3 separate regions of the Homo sapiens genome follow, and regions 2 and 3 are each linked to region 1. A link is a contact called in ENCODE Hi-C data. All regions are on one chromosome and are shown on one strand. Each heading gives the region's core, a stretch centred on a gene start or an enhancer-like site at or near the end of the contact. The rest is flanking DNA. Distances are from core to core; before and after follow the strand shown.

What was found. Hi-C counts contacts between places; a loop is a spot of excess contacts on that map. Pooled maps may share reads with other maps.
Region 2: a loop to region 1 is called in a map with no recorded cell type, with 18 times the contacts of the local background. The contact joins two enhancer-like sites. A Hi-C loop is called at or near these places in 2 of 37 single-sample maps with no recorded cell type and 7 of 50 pooled maps.
Region 3: a map with no recorded cell type shows a loop between it and region 1 (19-fold over the local background). The contact joins two enhancer-like sites. A Hi-C loop is called at or near these places in 3 of 37 single-sample maps with no recorded cell type and 2 of 50 pooled maps.

What each region holds. Positions count from the first base shown.
Region 1 is chr6:157,762,869-157,766,293 of GRCh38, forward strand. No RefSeq gene overlaps it. Among named protein-coding and RNA genes, the nearest start is that of SNX9, 59 kb to the right of the region's middle. RefSeq lists enhancers at 1-450, 1-1,151, 724-793, 1,684-1,733 and a silencer at 1,084-1,193. Within about 2 kb of position 1,548, at least 35 of the 41 ENCODE cell types and tissues checked have a DNase peak (open chromatin) inside an H3K27ac peak, as active enhancers do.
Region 2 is chr6:154,247,796-154,251,220 of GRCh38, forward strand. The region is part of intron 3 of IPCEF1 (interaction protein for cytohesin exchange factors 1); the gene reads right to left. Among named protein-coding and RNA genes, the nearest start is that of IPCEF1, 110 kb to the right of the region's middle. Within about 2 kb of position 1,841, at least 5 of the 41 ENCODE cell types and tissues checked have a DNase peak (open chromatin) inside an H3K27ac peak, as active enhancers do.
Region 3 is chr6:161,027,826-161,031,250 of GRCh38, forward strand. All of the region lies in intron 1 of MAP3K4 (mitogen-activated protein kinase kinase kinase 4), which reads left to right. Among named protein-coding and RNA genes, the nearest start is that of MAP3K4-AS1, 37 kb to the left of the region's middle. RefSeq lists an enhancer at 1,587-1,686. Within about 2 kb of position 1,871, at least 2 of the 41 ENCODE cell types and tissues checked have a DNase peak (open chromatin) inside an H3K27ac peak, as active enhancers do.

The DNA.
Region 1 (3,425 bases), core at 298-2,797:
CAGGGTTTGAAATTGTCTTCCGTGGTTAACCTTTGTTCTCCCTGGTGGAAGGGGGACAGGACACCTTTTGTCTTTGTGCCCCGCTTTAGGCAAATAGAGCGAGGGCAGAGAGCTCTCCTGCATCTGCTTTTTAATGGCCTTCAGCTCAACAATCCTTATGCATATTTGGGGGTTGCATATTCTCCTCTTCCAAGCTACACAGATTATACGTCTCAATGTAAAACACGATCTTTTTCTTCATTACCTAGAAAGTGAGGGAAGTCACGCCCAGAGGGTGCTGATGTAGGCCTGGTGATGAGGGTATAGGTGGCCACCGTCCCAGGTGGGCTCCACCTCTGCCCTCTGTGATGTGGAGTAGGGGCTGGGGCTCCTTGGGTACAAGGCAGGGAAAAGGGGAGGGCGGCGGGGTTGAGGAAGCTGCTCCGGGCTTCCAGGCCAGACCATCCCAGAATGAAAGGAGTTTTCCCCATGGATCTCCAGGCCTTCTCCATGGAATTTAGACAGCTGAAGGCAGACACAGGTCCCTGCGGGGAAGTACCTGCTCCCTCTTCTAACAAGTGCAAAGCAAGCAGGGCAAGGCTCCGAAGGGAACAGCTGGAGCAGGCCCAACCCCAGGTGGCCCTGGGGTTCCGTGGTTGACCCGGAAGCAAGTCAGGCAGGGAGCCAGGAATGTGGTGACTCACATTAGCTATGTGGAGAGAGACCAGGGAGTGTCCCTTCCAGGTGGAACCCCTCCTCCTCCATGAGTCACCCGGCTCCATACACCTGCCTGATTCCAGCAGCCCAACACACCTGTGCCAACTAGCAGCTTATGTTTCTCATGTGCTTGCCTGTCTGTCCTATTGACGATTCCTCAAAACACCAAGGGGAGGTAGCATGAAATGTTATCCTGGAAAACCTTTGTGAGTTAGAAAACGTGGCCAAGTGCCCCCAGTTGATGACTGGCAAATCTAGAATCAGCCTCATGACGTTTCCAGTGTGTTACACAAACCATCCAGCCTTGCTGCTTCTCCAAATACTGTATCTATGAAGTATGCCAGACTCTCAGCAGAGAGGATTTCTACGGCAGTGGAAGAGAGCAAAGCAGGTGTCAAGGTTCATTAATCTCATCTTGGTCCCTTTCTGAAAACTGACACACTATATCCAGGTTGCTTTTTAAAGCTCTGTGTACGTATCATGCAAATGTATACTTGCTTTGTGTATGCATGTTTAGGACTATTTCTGATCCAGATGCTGTACTAAATTAAGCTAGTTTTAATGATGTTATTCTGGAGCTAACATAGTCTTCCGTGGTATTTCCCATGGCTGTGCTCTGTCTAGTATATTTCCAAGTCATTACCCGGCTCATGGTCATTGGCGTTCACATTGAAGTGGCCACAGATAGAGAATCACACAAGCTTCACATTGAATTCAGTCCATTAAGGCCTTTTCCTTGGTAAAACTGAGGGGGAAATATAAATTGAAGCAGCAGTAACCAGCAAATAGACCTTCTCCCAATCTACCCGAAACTGGCTCTCTGCCCTCAACCATGTTCAAAAGCCTTTGCTATAAATGTACAGAGGAAGTAAACTTTAACCACACTGGGGCTCTAAAAAATGACTCTGGTTTCTGTATGTGACTTTCATAAATCAGTTTAATTACGTCACATTTCCACCTCAATTGTATGATAACAAGGTCTGAATTGCCCAGTAGAAGGCAGAAAGAAAAAAAATCCGGATGTTTTTGTCATATGGAACCTTCCTACACAGTCTGTTTTTCCCCTGGAGCTGACGATGAATCACTTCTCAACACTGGCGGGGGCCATCACGTGGCCGGCATGGAGCTCGCCTGGAGGAGCGAGGTTGAGGCAAGCTCTGTGCAGGAATGTGGCTGCAGTGATGTGGCCTGACACTTCCTTAGGGAGTCCAAATGTGACTAAGGCTCTTTCTCAGTACTGTATGGAATGAATAACCACATGTGAGAAGATGTACAGCTCCTGCCTTGCATCACTGAGCTGGAAAATTTGCTGGTAGCACGTAACATCTCTTGCAAAGTATAATTACAGATCCCTGTGCTCTGAGGGTTTGCACGGAAATAATTCAACCTAAAATAGTAACAAAGGCTGAGTATAAACCTGTGATGTATTATTTTGGTGCAAAAGTAACTGCGGTTTTTACCATTACTTTTAATGGCAAAGATTGCAATTACTTTTGTGCCAACCTAATAGATTATCTAAAAAGGAACAGGAAGAACACCAAGAGTTAACAAGCCTATTAGGGTTAGAAAGAGACTCCTCTTGCTTAGACAATGGGCGTTACCCTCAGGGACACCGAGCCCTTCCACTCGGATCTGATCTCCTCCACAAAGAGTTAGATGGGAGATATTTATGGGCAAGTATTTGGGCATGGATATTCCCGCTCCCACCACATTGCAGAGGTGCATGGAGGCACACAGCTATGACTGTGGGGGCTTCGGGTGTTCATTTTGAAATATATTTGTTTTTTTTTGTTTGTTTGTTTGTTTTCTGAGACGGAGTCTCGCTCTGTCGCCCAGGCTGGAGTGCAGTGGCGCGATCTCGGCTCACTGCAAGCTCCGCCTCCCAGGTTCACGCCATTCTCCTGCCTCAGCCTCCCAAGTAGCTGGGACTACAGGCGCCCGCCACCACGCCTGGCTAATTTTTTGTATTTTTAGTAGAGACGGGGTTTCACCATGTTAGCCAGGATGGTCTCGATCTCCTGACCTCGTGATCCGCCCGCCTCGGCCTCCCAAAGTGCTGGGATTACAGGCGTAGGCCACCGCGCCCCGCCTGAAATGTATTTGTTTTGTTTTATCATTTGAGCGTAGTTTAGTAATTTTCCAGAGAGAGAGGACCTGGCATAGATTCAGCAGTGTCACCCTCAAGAGCCAAAATGTTCACATCTGCTAATGTTCCATCCTGACCCTCCTGCTGTAATATTTATTCACAGGGGAGCTTTGGAAACAAGTAGGGTATGAGTCAGGAAAGCCTCTCCGTGCAGACTCCTTTGCACCAAAAATCTTCTAAAAGGTCTTGGGTCCATGAGCATTGTTGTCTGGGAGCACGTTTCCCCACCAAATTATCCTTAAAAAAAATCTTTTAAAAACAGCTCATTGTCATCAAGACAATATTTACAGCACACACATATTTTCCAGAAGATTTTAATAAATAGTTGGTGAACTATCTTGTCACTAACTTAGTCCCTGCTTAACTTTGTCTGGGTGTGAGTATGATGCTTCATTTTAACTTGTTTTGAATTCAGACACCTGGACACAACAATGGACACCTACTGAGTCCTCCGTCCACTCACAATGATTCCCAGCTCTCTGGTAACTCTGGTCCCCCATTTCAAAGGGATGAACTTGTCACAGGTCACCTGCCTCCTGTCTATAATATTGTGGACCAGGATGGCGACCTTACCCAGACTTAG
Region 2 (3,425 bases), core at 591-3,090, 3.5 Mb before region 1:
TTTAAAAATCAAAAAATATTTCCCCTTTTGTGTTTTTGTGAGAGAAGGAAAAATATATCTGCTTCTTTTGCAATTTCTAAATAACAATGATTATTCAGATAAACCTGGAAGATAATTGTTACAATCTCAAAATATTAGAGTCACTTGACTATTCAGCTCATAGTCCTGCTACCACGTAGGGTTAGACCTAAACCACATGAATTAAATATCCCAGAAAATGAAATTCCACAACCTCTTTCAGTGAGAGTTCAGTAGCAATCAACCCTCCTTATCAGGAAATTCTTATTTACAGACAAATTAAAGTTTGTTATTCTGTCTTTAAATATCTCTGAATATTTCTCACGTTTTATGGAAGATAAATTAGTTACCACCTACTATTCTGTACTAGCTCTTCAAATCAGACATAAGACAACATATATGAAATATACATTTTTTCCACAATACATTTTAAACAAACATACAATCAGACTATCAGCAAAAATAAAAAATATTTTTAAGTGCTTTAAAATACGTGTGTGTGTGTGTGTGTGTGTGTGTGTGTGTAGAGAGAGAGAAAAAAAATTTTGCTTAAAGAAGTTCTATTTGTTTTTTCTTTACAAATATCTAAGCTGAACTGATTTAAATTTGAAAGACAACCTTTTCCGTTAACAGGTAGAGAACTCAGGGGAAAAAACGTGTGAAAATGAAAAGCAGTTCCAAAATTTGGTATGTAATCTTAGTACAGCATTTTATAATGTTTTCTAGAGGTTCCTGGCTTATAGTCTACATATCTAACTATTGATCTGATAGCTATTGTATATGGTTCTACTGTATGTTTGAAGAAGGGATATGACATAGTGAAAAGAGGAGAAGGTCTTTAAATCCAGAGGCCTGGAACCAATTCCTGGCTATTATAATTAGTAGCTGTGGTGCCCAAGAAAATAGCACTCTCTGAATCTGCTTCTTCATTTATAAAATGAAGATATTGATAATAATTCTAATCCTATAGGTCTTATAAAGATTTTACAAGATTTATTTGTGAAAATCCTCTGAGAACTAAACAACATCCCTTTATATGAGTATGTGTAATATAATATTATATCGTTGAGATAAACAAATACTTTATATCTAATAAACAGAAAAAAATCATAATTTTTATAAGTATGATTTATGTATCCTTCAGCAATTACAACGAAGCTAAAGTGTTTAAATTATATTTCCTGGGAAATATAGATCCCAAGAAATATTGCACTGACATTTCATCTGACCAATGTTAGAGTAAAATTTATCCCCCCCAAAATTAATCATCCATAAAGATGGCAGTAATTACCTTAAATTTTAAGCAAAGATAGACATGTTATAATCATGGCATGTTACTAAAATCCAGGCAAGTTATCATGAAAAGGACCTAGTCTCAGCCTCACTTCACAAATATCTCCCACACTGACCTGTCTTGTGTTCTAAAGTTCCTATCATTCCCTCAAATCATCTCCTGGGACCTTTTTTTGATATGCCAATTCTCTGAGATCAGTAAAACCCAACTAGTACCTATTGGCAAAATATTTTTGCCCAAATATGTATATTATTTGAGTGGCTAAATTTTAGCTGAGAGCCAGGACTAAAGACAAAGAAGAGAATTCGTGAATGTAGATGCTGGGTAAGATTTGGGAAATCTGGGGTCCAGGAGTCCCTAGCAAGCACTTGAGACAAACCAAGAACCAGGGGAATAGGGAGAAAAGGGCGTTGTTAACAGTCATTCCTAGAGTGCTCAGGCCTCCAATGAACAAGATGAAATTACATTAGTTCAAACAAGAAGAGCAGCCTTCAGATGAACAAATGAGAGGAAAGTCCCTGGAGGGCAGCGATGGGATCAGCCAAGGCAGAGAGGAAGTGATGCTCCTTCCATCGCTCCCAGCTGGGTACCAGTGAGTATCCTCCACCCATTCCTTGTGAGCACCCAGTGGGACTGGAGCCCTCCGGCTCCACCTTAGGGCTACTTCCAGGGAAAGCCCCAAAATGTGAGCTTTGTCTCAATTCTGCCCAAGACCAACCCTTGGTCTACACCACGTTCTTATGCCTAGGATGGGATGAGAACAATACCTCAAGCAGAACAGGCACCCAACTCAAAGAAAGGCTTTTTTTTTGTTTGTTTTTAAGTGGGGGAGGGAGCTTAGTTATTGAGTCATTGAGTCAACCCTGTTCTGACAATAATTCTCTTAAAGCAAATTATTAACTGTTAAAACTGTTTTCCCTGACCAGAAACAGACTGCATATTATAGAAATAACAAATTCAGGGAGTTTCAGTTTCACCTAACATACATGAATTTGAAACCTAAATTGGTTTATATGAGACAGTGAAAACAATCTTTGAGAACTTTATTGCATCTAAGATAGATTTTACTCCTCACAACAGGAAGTGGAACCCGTGAACTAGTCCGTTTCAAAATGATCTTGCATGTGGTTTTTCGCTAGGTAAGTAAAAAAAAAAAAAAAGCAAGCAACCAGTTGAGCATTTTATGAGATGGTTTTTCAATAGGGGAAATTATAACTTGCTATCATCATAAATATTCAGAGCCTAGTAAGATATTTTCTCATTCTATTTTCTTCCAGTTTGAATGTTATAGGTAAAACTAAAAAATTATTCTAAAAATCTGATTTTGCCCTAACTTACTTCTAAAGTTGAGGGGAAATTTTTCTTTGAAAATATGTATTTCTTTTTCATTGAAGAAGTGTATTTTTCTTTAACTTTTTAAAAGATGGTTCAAAAACTTCATTTGGCCACGAATCACTCAAAAACACATGGAAATATACAAAAGACCCAGTAGAAAATATACAAAGGAAACTCCTTTGATATTGAATGTTGGGGCTAACGCCCAGGTTACGGGTAACTGTTATATTGACTTATAATCCATATAGTAGTTGTTAAACCTTGCAGGCAAAATTTACCCCAAGATGTATTAAAATTCACAGTAAGATGCTCTGTCATTACATCAGACTTCATAGTGATCCTAATCTTTAGCAAAAACTATACAGTGATATGCTGGTAAAATGGGCTCTCTGGTTGCAGGAGCCCTAACTGGTGGCTTTTGTCAATTTCTGTGGTAGAAACCCTCACATCATTGACAGTTTCAAATTACCAATATTTTAACAACCAAGCCACAGAAATTCCTGACTATTTTAGAGCCATACCAGATCGGCACAGCACTGATAGAGCTGTTAGGGATGTTCTTCCAGAAACCCCTGACATCTCCACAAACGTTTTTTATCCTTCCCAGAAAAATAGACTCAACTTTTTAAAGGAGATTCTAAAGCATCCAATTAATAGACATTTACCTGTGAAAACATGAAAAGCTTGCTTAATTTTTTCAGAAGACTAACCACCTTAAATAATACTTAATACATTAATTGAAATAATCTGTCATAGTAGTGGATAATGAAGAAAGACA
Region 3 (3,425 bases), core at 621-3,120, 3.3 Mb after region 1:
TTTCTGCTACTTACGGTGTTGGCTGCAGAGCAGGGACAAATGGAGATCCAAAATAGCCTCACTCATAGGGTTAGCAAGTTAAGTTGGTGCTGGCTGTCAGCTGGGAGCTCCCCAAGTTTGGGCTAGCTAGCTTCTCCTTCATGCACTTCTCCACCTAAGTTGGGCTCCTTACCTGGTGGCTAGCTTTCCCAGCAGTACACAGGTGGCCTTCTTAAGGTTTAGGCCCGGGACTGGTCCAGTGTCATTTTTGCTACATTGCTTGGGTTAAAGCAGTCACAAAGTCATTCCACATTCAAGCGTAGATATGCAGGTTTGTGACCATGAGGAGGCCGGTTTCATCAGGGACCCCCAAAGTAACAGCTGCCACAGTATATTTTTTTTGTCTGCATGTTTCATTGTTAATGTTTTTGTATGTATGTTTAATTAACTGTCCAAGCACAAGTTCCAGTGGCATTGGATAAGACTTCTAAATTAAAGTGTTTACAAGAAAACAATAATTTGATTAAAACTTGTATTCTTACTAGTAAGTGTGGGGGCGTAGGGATTTCATTATTGGCAAAAATCAACAATCCTTCATTCTTGTAGCCTTTAAAAAATATATTTTAAAAATAGTGAAATGTTATTGTATTTTAAAAGGATTTGGATAATGATTAAATCCAAAGTATAGAAGATAAACTTACTTGATTTGTTTATTCAATCAGCAAGTAGTTTTGAACACATAATCTGCACCAGCCACTGTTCTAGACACCGGAGAAGCAGTGGTAAGGATGACAGGCTCCTGCTCTTCAGTAATTGTTGGGGAGATAGCTTCTTATTCATTTCCATAGGAAATCTTTTTTTTTTTAAATCTACATTTGTTTTAAAAAGATGAATTTTCATTAAAAAACAAGTCTAAATGTCTATCTTGAAAAATAAGCAAGATTAGTTAGGTTTGTAAAGACCCTATGCTCTGAAACAGTGCAAAAGTTAGATAGTACATGTTGGATAAGCTCGAGGTTTGACCGTTCACCTGGAGGTGAGCTGATAAATGTTCAGCTGTAGATTGATGATAAAGATAACTAACATTGATAAATTGACTCGTGTAATATGGATAACTTATTAATAAATTGGCTCTTGTAGTATGAACCAAACATACAACCTCAAACTGAGCTTAGCTCCCTTTGATTAATACTTCAGGCCAAGCAAGCTATACACATTGTTTAAAGAAAAAGGAAACCTAGAAAATCTATCCCTTCTGCCTATGTCCCTCCTCTCTTTCCCCCAATAGCAGAAATCTCCCTAATACTTATTACCTAATAGAGAATAGGTGGAGGTGGATGAGAGAACTTCATACAGATGAATATTATACTTCACAAGTGGTTAAAATATCCATTTATTTCGAAGGATGTCGCTAAATGAAGTGTTTTGGGTTTTTTTGGCGGGGGTGGTGTTGGGGGGCAGGGGTGGCTTTTGCAGAACCACAGATGTTTTCAGACTCATCTAATCCGACTTCATCATTTTACAGATAGCTATTTCAGGCACCATTGTGGTTTACCTAATATGTCAGAGCAGAACTATTTAACCCTAAGTAACTTGAATTTTTGTTTTGTTTTCTTTTCACACATTTTTCCTCTAAAACCTACACCAAACTCCCTTGGGTTGAGTTCAAGACATACTTTGCCTAGACCAGACTGTAGTGTAATAATAGTACTTTAGCAGGGTTTTATGGTAAAAGAGTGAAATGTTTTACGTGACTGTCAGAAGTTTAGTACCAGAAAGACATTTCACATTTGCATGTTATTAAACACAAGTAAGACAAATGTTTCAGGGCAGCTGATGTAGACCTTGTACTACTTTGCTCATCCCAAATCATTGGTATACATGTAAACATTCTGAACTGGTCGGCTGACCACATTAGCTCATCTCACATGAACGATTACAAAATGAGGTTTTGGATGCTTACGGTTAGTTAATTGAAATGATGCAAGTTCTTTTGAACTTACCACTAGTATTTTTCTGGATTTTGTGTATAAGTGTTTTGTTTGTTTGTTTGTTTGTTTTAAAGAAAAAAGAATAAAACTTTGCTTGATTTCTTTCCCTCCTATTAATATGTTACTTCTAAGCTAAGGCCCTCAAACTAAGTTTTCTCTGGCTGCTTTTAATATTCTTCTCTTCGTCATTGGTTTTCAGCAATTTGGTTATGATGTACATAACAACAGACTGGGAGTTTTCTTTATAGTTCTTTAGCTCAGAGTTTGTTGGATCTGCGAGCTTATGGTTTTCTCCAGATTTGAAAAATTTTCAGCCCTTCTTCAGAGATTTGTTTCTGTGCCTCCCTTCTCTAGTTTTGGACTCCAGTAACACATGGTTAAACTGCTTGATACTGTCACACAGGGCACTGGTACCCTGTTTTTTTATTTCTCCCAATCTTTTTCTCTCTGATTCATTTTCAATAGTTTCTGTTGCTGTGTCTTCAAGTTCACTGATGTTTTTCTGCTGTGTCTGGTCTGCTGTTAAACCCATATTTCAGATATATTTTTTATCATTATAATGTCTACTTGAGTCATTTCTGGTCTGTTTCTTTGGGTTTTTCTCCTGGTTTGGATCATATATTTTTTTCTTTGGTATTTTTGTTTGTTTGTTTGTTTGTTTGATTGAGACAGGGTCTTGCTTTGTCACCCAGGCTGGAGTGCAGTGGTGCCAGCTCAAGTGATCCTCTCGCCTCCGTCTCCTTGAGTAGCTGGGACCACAGGTGCATGCCACCACACCTGGTTAATTTTTTGTATTTTTTGTAGAGATGGGGTTTTGCCATGTTGTCCAGGCTGGTCTCAAACTCCTGAGCACAAGCAATTTGCCCACCTCAGCCTCCCCAGGTGCTGGGATTACAGACATGAGCCATTGCACTTGGCTGGTAATTTTTTGATAGGATGGAAAACGTTGTGAATGTTATTTATTAGGTGCTAGACTCTTTTTAAAAGAAAGTTTCTTTAAATACTGTTGGATTTTGTTCTGACATGTAGGTGTTACTAAGTTGCTTGGATGGAATGTAAACCAGTATCTTTTCCAACAAGTGAGAATACCATGTTGACTGCATTAAGTAAATCCTAAGAAAATATTAAATTCATTTTAATTACGAATTATAAGTATAGTGGCTGGTAGTACCATATGACATTTTCCTAACTCGTTTTCTGTGATGCTTAATGGGTAAGGAAGGATAAAATATACTGTGTTTTGTCTTATTTTAATATTTTGTTTATGACAGTATTCATCTTCGTTTCAGTGTGATTTTTAAATGTTTACTGCTAGAATAATTAGATAATTTAGAAATACTTTGAAGTCAGTAGTTGTTCATTGTGTCTATGTGAATGTATAAGGATAAGACAGATGACTTTTGGTTTTGTAATAAATGCAGATCGGAAAACAAGGGACTGTTAGCTTCTATAGAA